Linked DNA regions of Homo sapiens: region 2 is linked to region 1. A link is a loop called in an ENCODE intact Hi-C map of the cell type or tissue named here. Cell type or tissue: PC-9. All regions are shown on one strand.

Region 1 (5,000 bases):
AGCATAAGTTGTCATTTCTCTGGGGTAAATGCCCAGGTGTGCAATTAATTGATCATATAGTAAGTCTATGTTTAGAAACTGTTTTTTAAGAAACTGCCAAATTGTTTTCCTCAGTGGCTGAACCATTTTACATTTCCACTAGCAATATATGAAAGATACAGTTTCCTCACATCCTCGCCAGCATTTGGTGTTGTCACTATTTTTATTTGAGTTGTTCTAATAGATGTGTAATGATATCTCACTGTGATTTCAAATTTCCATTTCTCCAGTGGTTAACAATGAATGTCCTTTTGTGTGCCTATTTGCAATCCATATATCCTCTTTAGTGAAATACCTATTCATGTTTTTTGCCCATTTTCTTTTTTTCTTTTTTTTTTTTTTTTTTTTACTGTTGTGTCTTGAGAGTTCTTATTTTCTAGATATAAACTTTTGTCAGATATAGTTTGAAAACATTTTCTCCTAGTCTGTAACCTGTCTTTTCATCCTCTTAACAGGGCTTTTTTCTTTATTGATTTTTTTCCTTTTATGGATCATACTTTTGGTATTAAGTCTAAGAACTCTTTATTTAGCCCTGGGTCCTAAAGATTTTCCCCTGGTTTTCTAAAAGTTTATAGTTTCATATTTTACATTTAAATCTATGATGCATTTTAAATTAATTTTTGTATAAAATGTGAGGTTTAGATTGAGATTCATATTTTTAATCTATGGATGTATAATTGCTTCAGCATCATTTGTTGAAAAGACAATTTTTCCTCCATTGATTTTCTTTTGCACCTTTGACAAAAATCAGTTGGGCATTATTTGTGTAGGCCTGTTTCTGGGTTTTCTATTCTGTTCCATTGACCTGTCTATCCTTCCCTAAGACTCTTTTTTTTTTTTTTTTTTTTGAGACAGAGTCTTGCTCTCTTGCCCAGGCTAGAGTGCAGTGGTGTGACCTTGGCTCACTGCAGCCTCTGACTTCCAGTTTTAAGCAATTCTCCTGCCTCACCCTCCAAGTAGCTAGCTGGGACTACAGGTGCATGCCACCATACCAGGCTAAATTTTTTTTTTTTTTTTTTTTTTTTGTATTTTTAGTAGAGACAGGGTTTCACCATGTTGGCCAGGCTGGTCTCGAACTCCTGCTCTCAAGTGATGCACCCACCTTTGCCTCCCAAATTTCCCAAATTGCTGGAATTACAGGTGTTAGCCACCACGCCCAGTCTAAGACCACATTTTATTCTCCTAAATGAAATAAATTTCAATACAATATTTACCCTAGATTTCATTCTAGGCTGAGACTAAATACACAGAATTTCAACCTAAATTGAGTGATTTGGCAAAATTTCTAGAAACCTGGAAAAAGATGTGCTTTTTCCACAAAAATTGGTGGAACTATTTTCTCTTTTTTATTTTTATTTTTTGTGTTTGATAAAAGATACATAACATAAAATTAGCATGTTAGCAATTTTTAAGTGTATAATTCAGTGGCATTAAGTATACACATATTGTTGTGCAACCACCAGCTCCCAAATTTTTAATCATCCCCAACTGGAATTCTGTATCTATTAAACCATAACTCTCCATTCCCTTCTCCCCCAGGTCTTCGGCCACCACCATTCTACTTTCTGTATCTCTGAGTTTGACTACTCTGAGTACCTCATATAAGTAGAATTATGCAGTTTTTGTCCTTGGGTGTCTGACTACTTCACTTAGCATAATGTCTCAGGATCATCCATGTTGTGGCCTGTGGCAGAATTTCATTCCTTTTTAAGACTGAATAATATTTCATTGTGTGGTTATACCACATTTTTGTTTATGCACTCATCCACTGATGGACACTTGGATTGTTTGGCCACTGTGAATAACGTTGTTATGGATGGCTGTACAAATATCTCTTTGAGTCCCTGCCCTATTCTTTGGGTGTATGCCCAGGAGTGGATCATTCTCTCTTATACAAGACTCTAGACTTGTTCAAACATCTGCTCCTTTCCCTTCTTTCGTCAAGACCCCAGGGGGGTCTACAGGGGGACCCACTGGGCCACTAGGGGGAGCTCCCCACCCTGGGATTTGGTGGGGTCTCTGGCTTGTTTTGTGATCTCTAGCTTGGTGGAAGTAAAGGAAAACAGAGAAAAATGAAGGAAATGGCAGCCCCCACCCCCCAAGCCATTTCTCGTGGGTTTTTGTTCTGTGGAGTTCCAAGCACCACCTGGAAATTGCTTTATTAAAAGCAACACCTCTCTGGCCACAGGGGTGAGAAAGGGAGGTAAGAATCAAAGGATGGCCCTTTCCTCAGTTCTCAGTTTGGGGAAAATTGGTTTCCTGCCTCACTGTGAACTTGAACAGATTAAATAAAAAGCACTTCGTCTTATACATTTCTCTCAAGCTTTCCAGCCAATGCATCCTCTTCCACTATTTATAGAATTAGGGCCAGCATGGTAGATTTCCTGTCCTGAGTAATTGTAGGAAGGTAGGCTCTGAAAAGTAGGAATAAAGAACCAATTCCCAGTTTGTGGTAGGTGGAGGCAGAATTTGGCCTAAACAGCAGCAAGGGTCTCCCGATTTCTCTCCCGACAGGCTTTTCTACAACTGGGTGTGAAGCCTGACCTGGACTCCTGCTAGTTGTGTGATTGTGGGAGGTAATTTGGCCTCTTTAAGCCTCAGTTTTCTCATCTGTGAAATGGGATAACAGAGTCAACCTCATCGTGTTGCTGTAAGGATTAAATTCCTTAGTACACCATAACCTCTCAATTAGAATGGATTATGACTGTTGTTTTCCTGATGCTATCATAATTCTCCTGCAGAAGTTAGTCCTGGGTGGGAGCTGCTGTCCCTGCACGTAACTTCCTCACACCCCATGCCAGTACAGTATAGAAAAGCTACAGTGCAACTGACAAAGTGCCTACATGTAGTAACAATAGAAATATCCTAATCTGAAGCTTTTCCTGGGAGCTGGACTCCAGAGTCCGTGCTGCAGAGGCAGTGGTTTTAAAGCTGCATTGTGCTGGAGATGTTCCCTCCCATGACCCCGTCACCTCCACCTCCACCACAGCCACCATGCCTAGGATCACAGTGCAGGTGTCTACTGAGGGACAGCAGAAAGGGGGTGGCCAGGGCCTGGCTCAGGAGGAGCGAACACCTCCTTTCTCTTACCCAAGCCGGGAACAAGGACCAAAGAGAATCTACTTCCTTCCTTCCTTCTCTCTCAGCTGCCCTCTAGGGCAGAGAAGTGGTCAAATGGGGAGTCACAGAATCAGCCCCAGGTTAAGCAGTTCTTGTTGGTGGACCAGCCGAGTGACGAAGGGTTAGACAGGAAGGGATGCACACTGGGCTGCCCCCACCTTGTCCTGGTGCCGCCCCCTCCCTGGTTCTGGGGCTGCCTCCTGCATGTCCACGGGCTACCCCCTACCTGGTGTTGGGACTTCCGTTCCCAGCCCCAGGATCCAAGTTGATACCTGTGGATTCCGCGGCTCAAAACGTCCTTTGTTGCTACCGGGCAGTCAGCCACTCCTTGACCCCAGTGAGATGGAAGATAACGTCTCGGTGGGGATTTGTAGGAAAAACCAGGTCTAGGCTGGGGGCGGGGTGTGAACAGGGGTGACGGTGCTCCTGGCGTGGGAGAAGACACACCCCTGCAGCACGGTGCACACCCAGCCCACCGTCTTGGCAGATGGCTTCTGGAGCCCAGGACTGGGTAGGGCAGAACTGCAGGCCCCTGGCAGTTCCGTGGGGCCCCGTGGTGAACCCCGCCTCACCAGGTGTGCTCGTCCCTGCCTCCCGTCCTCCGCCCTCTGGGAGCAGGGCTGGGATTCTACTACTCTTCGTTCCAAACAGTGGTGAGACTCCGCCGGGGCCCCTCCAGCCCTTGGCACTGGCTGGCAGACAACAGCCTGAGGCTCCTCCCAGGCAGAGGTGGGGTCCTCCCAGGGCTGCCCACCGGTCGTCCTCTCTCGCATCCTCTCAGGGCTCTCCATGTTCAAGTTCCCCCAGCTCCAGTCCTCCCTCTCCTATTTCTGGCAGCTCTTAAGACAGCTGCTCCCCAGAGAAGAGACTCCCCTTCCTCTCCCCGTCTTGTTCCAGCTGCCAACCTGCATGATTCATTCCTGTCTCCCCACCGCATAAAAGGCACTCAGGCCATTGCTTGTGCCTAAGTAAATATTTATGTGCTCAGCATTTGTAGCGAGTGAGTGTCCTCTGTCTGTCTGGGTCACTGTTGTCAGTCACTGTGGCAAGCAGGGCCATGCCAAGGGTTCTCTAAGTGCAAAGCAAGAAGGTTTTAAAGTACTGATTGTGGTCAGATTTATTCTGATCCTTTAATTGTTACAATGAAGGCATCTTTAAAACACACAATCAAAACCCCACCCATGGAGGAAGAATCCTGAGGACTGTGGATTGCTTGACATGGGCTTGGTTACCTGGGCAGGGCCTTCCCTGGTCCACTCCTGGAGACCCTTGTCCCTGTAACTTACTGCAAACCCAGATGTACATTTAAATTAAAGAAGGCGAGTAGCTCCTGGCTGCCTGCCACCGGCTAGATGATGGGGGAGCCCTAAGCAGAGTCGCCCAAGGGAGTGGACTCTGGGCAGGCTGCTGCCAGGGTGGTGGGGTCTGAAGGTACTGGAAGGCTCTCAGGATCTCAGCAGCTTCCCCACCCACTCTGGGGCCCTGGAATGTCTCCTCCGTGCGATGCCCTGGTGCCTGAAATTCCACCACTGCATTTTGTAGCTTTTGCTGTGGATCTTGTAGCTTTCTGTTTCCAGAAATTCCAGCTTAAAATGCACCACAAATGTCAGCCCAAGAATAAAACAGGCAGGTGGGGATACAGGTCATGTTATCAAGCTACAAGAAAGGCAAAAGGAAAATTAAAAGTGGGGGAAGAGGGCCTGGGCACAGTGGCTCACACCTGTAATCCCAACACTTTGGGAGGTTGAGGGCAGGCAGATCAGTTGAGGCCAAGAGTTCGAGACCAGCCTAGCCAACATGGTGAAACATGGTGAAACCCAGTCTCTACTAAAAACACAAAA
Region 2 (5,000 bases), 350 kb before region 1:
AGTCTTTCTTTGAAGAAAGACTCCCCAAATCTCTGAAAGCTTGGTTTGTTTGGTTACACATTATGAACTTGTGAAAGGTGTGGGTTAAATAATACAGTTGCTTACATGCCCCAAAGAAACCCCTAGAGGTTTTCTATGTTGGCAGGTGAATATGATAAGAGAATCTCCTTTTGCTAAGATTTCTTGGACTGTATTTAGAAAATATTTGGTTTTGGCATTATCATTAAAATTGTAGATGTCCATTCTAAATATATGAAAAGTATGGAAAAGCTATAAAAAGAAAAAAATCTGTGTAAAAATAAACTTCTCCTCACTTGAAATTGGTATAATATTACACTTACTTTTTGGTGACCTGTCTTATTCATGTAATAGTGTATAATAAACAAGTTTTTGTATCCTTAATTCTCAAGAATATGAATTGTAATGGTATAATATTCTTTCCATCCAGTGGATAGACCATATTTAATTTGGCTAGCCTTTTATTGTTAAGTGTTTAATTATTCCCAATTTTTAAATTATTACAATACAATGGATTTTTTTAAAAAATTAAGCCTCTTGTGCCTGCTTTAGTTTTTAAAAAAATATTGGATCTCTCATCACTAAAATGTAGTGAACTGAGACTAGGCTACCTAGACAGCCACTGTAACTGAACAACTTCAAGGGAAGCCATTCACATCGATGATGTGAATTGAGGGCCTCAGTGAAATCTCATCATTGCTACTGCCACAGAAGGATTGCCGTTGTGGATTTATGTGCCCTCTTTGTCTTTTGAGCAATTTTAGCACAGGGAGGTCTGTCAATTTTTTATATATGCTGACTAGATAGAAAAAGAAGGGTTTGAGCTATTTTCCATAATTATCTACCAGGCAGATCTTGACTGGCAGTGACCTTTGGTCTTACCAGCTTTTGTGTCATTGTATCCAGTTGTTCTAATGCGAGAGGCCCCTAGTTCCATGATCTGTACCATGAGCAAATCTGTCAAGGAACTTTCTTTCCTACCAGCAATTAATAAAATCTACCTGGAGCAGTGGACTCTGAAAATATATTTTCTTAAGGGCTATACCATTCCTGTATAATTAAATTTGAACAGTTTTAAAGATAAAATATAGTAGTATTCTGGTGAAGTTTATTACTTTTTAAATGTTCTCATCTTCCTTAGAAGAATATTGTTATATTTTATAATTGAAAGAGATGTTACTAGTCTTTTGTTTTACAGTTAAAGTGATGAGAAAGATTAAGCAATTTGCTCAATGCCACGTAACTAGTCATTCATTGCAATAATTCACTCCATGATCTGTACTATGAGAGAACAACACAACTGACAGGGAAACCCAACCAAGGAAGTGTTACTTGCTACCCGACATCTTTGCTGGGCTTATTGAGGACCATAAGCAGTAATTGAGAATACTGATATGAAAACTTTTAAAAACCCAAATTGAATTTAAAACATTGCTTAGAGTTTCTTATGGTTTTGTCAGTCTTGCAGCTTCTCATCGCTGGAAACAAGTGGAGAAGCAAAATTTAGATGTCAGCAATAGTCTGGGCAAAACATTCTTTTTTTTTTTTTTTTTTTTTTTGGTAAATTATAGTTTTGCCTTGTTTGTACATTTTGTCCGAGTGTCTGATGGTGGACAAACTGTTGACCAGAAATCAGGGGACTTAGAACCTGAAAAGGAAAAATTCACTATTAATTACTATAGATCCCTCTTTGCCAACTGATTATGACCAGTTCATCCAGACTGTATTTCTGCCATCAATACTGAAAGGTATTATTAACCAAGAAAGTAAAGGTCAGAGCCTTTTTGAATAACTGATTTCATACAATAAATTTGATGCTGATGGCTATTTAAAAGAGCTGTGGAGGCACCCTCAAAAATGTTCCTTTCCCTTAAATGATATTTAAAGTGAGCCAGGGGACTGCAAGAAGTGTTTTGAGCTGTCTTGTCCTCAGAACTGTGTCCTAGAGGAAGTCTCTTCTGCGTTTGCCCAGTGATTTGGGCCTCAAAGGCAGAGTAATCAGTTCCACTTGACTGGAAATAAATCACCCAGACTGAAACATGATAGCTCCTGACAACTGGGCAGGGCTGATAAAAGCCAAAACAAAAGATGTCAATAAATCTGTGCCAATGTGGAATTAGTATGCAGATTTGATGAATTCACTCTGTAGCTTTGCAGTCAGCATTAGACTTCCTCTGATTTTATCAGTTTTTCTTTCTTGTTGAAATAAAAATTGTATGAGGACAAGAAAGCCTCTATATAAAATAACCATTTTATTTCTGTTTCTTTCCACCCTAGTAAACAGAACTGTACCATGATTACAGAGGTCATTTTAAGGAATAACGTCGTCTTTCTCCAAACAGTTAATTTAAAAATGTTTCTTCCTTGGGCTGGGTACAGTGACTCACATCTGTAATCCCAATGCTTTGAGAGGCCAAGGTGGGAGGATCACTTGAGGCCAGGAGTTTGAGACCAGCCTGGGCAATGTTGCAGTACTTCATCTCTACAAAAATTAAAAATCGGCTGGGTGTGGTGGCATGCATTTGTAGTCTCAGCTACTCCGGAGGCTGAGGCTGGAGGATTACTCGTGCTCAGGAGTTCAAGGATGCAGTGAGCAGTGATTACACTGTCACACTTCAGCCTTGGTGACAGAGCAAGACCCTGTCTCAAAAACAGAACAAACAAATATGTATTTCTTGAGTTTACTACTCAATAATGATAATTATATATGATAGTAAACTGTATATATAAACCTGTTGGGTATCACCCCCCTTCTATTATCATTGACGGCACAGATGTGTAGAATAAATGCCAGTTCCTTTGATCACTACAAAATTTTGCTTGTACAGAAATTGAATATATGCTAATAGGTAGTGATTTCTTTCTATGTCAGGGAGAGTTTATACAAAAAAAAAACCCATGGGATTATAAAATGTATCCTTTTCTGTAACAATTATTTTATTAATTTTCAATTTTAAAACTAATTTATGTAACAGAAGAAAAACCTTTTAAATGTTTTATTGTCAGGTCCTCCTTGGTCCGTCTGTCTGTAAATAAACTAGCTTCCTTTAACCTTGAAAGTTAGGCTAAACAGATTATTTGAATAACGTCGTGGTCCTGAAATCCTTAACGTCAAGCATCTTTGGCTCTGCCCAGCAGCTTTAGTGTATGGTGATTAGATGTATGTTTCATCCATGAAGGATGTACTTTTCCATTTGCAGTGGTTTGGTACCTCATTCTTTGGGGGTTCGTTTTATTCTTTGCTTCAGTAGGGGGTACATTTTAAGTACATGATCGTAGCAATGGTATACTATATTAATAAACACTATAATCATAAGAAATCATTTATGGAAAGATGCTTTATGTGATTACTTTTTCAGTTTTTCACCATAGAACATATTATTTATAGGGTGGTAATTAAGAGTAGATTCTGGAGCTACACTACCTAGTGATTTTCCCATAGGCCTGTAGTGATGCTTAAATCATTGTTCCATATAAAGTCCTTGCATCAGTACCTGGCATGTTTTTAAGTGTTGGCTGCTTCTGTAATCTACCTCCCCACCACCACTGTTAGAATCGTCGTTCTTGTTATTTTATTTTAGGGGTTCTGTGGTTTATAGTCCTAAACAATGGAGAGTTTTTAAAAACTGGATATTCCGAGCATATTTAAAAGGGTATTTTTCTGCTAAACGTGATTCTGAACAATCATTTTTATCTTTATGTTCTAGTATGTGCATAATGGATCCAGTTTTTCTCTTGGCTGTTCAAAGCTTCTTATAAATCTTATATTTCAGATCCTATGGGTACTTGAATTAGTATAGAATAGACTCTCTGCTGAATATTTTATAAAAATGGCATAATACATACTGAAATAATATGATATGGGACTATCAGAGTAAACAGCATTTATAACCTCAACATTAGCTTGGTGAAAAAGAAGAGAATAATGACAAGAATAATGTGGTAACATTCATTCTTCAGCTGGTCAGTGACACATATAAACTGAGGTCCTTGATCACAACGAAAGTGAGGATATGTCATGGGAGCCTTCAGTGGGGCTCAGCTGTTACCCATCATGATGCTGAATTCAGTGAGTGAGGGCTCAGCTGTTATCCATCGTGATGCTGCAGTCAGTGGGGCTCAGCTGTTACCCATCATGATGCTGGATTCAGTGGGACTCACCTGTTATCCATTGTGATGCTGCATTCAGTGGGGCTCAGCTGTTACCCATCATGATGCTGGATTCAGTGGGGGCTCAGCTGTTATCCATTGTGATGCTGCATTCAGTGGGGCTCAGCTGTTAGCCATCATGATGCTGGATAAACGGAAAGAGAAGTATTTTTATGGGCACACATTTCACCCGACACACCCACCTCCCACCCCCTGCGTGTTTCGGGTTTGTTCAGTGCTTACACAGCTGGTTTGCACCTATCTGTGTCTATTTCAGGTCTTCCTCACTGATGGCAGCTTGCCCAGAGGAGGTAATCTTAGTGTCCACTGTTCTTTTTTTATTTTGTGAGATCCTTTCACTATGAAATGTTTGTTTCTCCTCTTTTAGAAGTAAATAAGAGTCTGAGAATAGCCATCCCTTTTCACTCCGACTCAACAGTCAGTCTCTCTAGAGTGGGTAATTGAAAAAGAAAGTAACTTGCCAAGAACTTGCTGACGGCATTTTACCTGTTTCAGCAGCTTCTGCACCTGAGTATATCAGCAGAAGTGTTTACTAGCAAAGAATAATGGATTCCTTTAATAGTTTAACTACATATCAGGTATAAAAGTGAAATTGTTAACATTTTAATTCCTGAATTTCTCCCTAGATGCAGATGATGGAGTAGAAAGAAGGGTATTATCCTTATTATGCATGTAAGGGGTGTTTGTATATTAGGTAGGCTCATAAAACAAATCTGTCTTCTTGTATGTAAAACTTGGTTGGTTCTGTGAAATTTCATTTTAAATAATGTTTCTTGTATTGCCCTTTCTTGACAGGAAAGTCTAATCAACAG

Evidence for each region. Hi-C counts contacts between places; a loop is a spot of excess contacts. Peaks named below come from ENCODE experiments on the same cell type or tissue, not always from the same donor. Only the 100,000 strongest peaks of a DNase experiment are listed, where the experiment ranks them.
Region 2: it touches region 1 in a loop (19-fold over the local background); 1 of 110 quality-filtered maps calls a loop at or near these places.

The regions. Positions count from the first base shown.
Region 1 is chr12:1,515,298-1,520,297 of GRCh38, forward strand. No RefSeq gene overlaps it. Among named protein-coding and RNA genes, the nearest start is that of LINC00942, 17 kb to the left of the region's middle. In PC-9, a CTCF peak has its summit at 1,977 (motif pointing right); DNase peaks (open chromatin) are centred at 1,834 and 4,144; H3K4me3 peaks cover 1,239 bases.
Region 2 is chr12:1,169,803-1,174,802 of GRCh38, forward strand. The region is part of intron 8 of ERC1 (ELKS/RAB6-interacting/CAST family member 1); the gene reads left to right. Among named protein-coding and RNA genes, the nearest start is that of ERC1, 180 kb to the left of the region's middle. In PC-9, no CTCF peak of the experiment used is centred here; a DNase peak (open chromatin) is centred at 2,099; H3K27ac peaks cover 970 bases.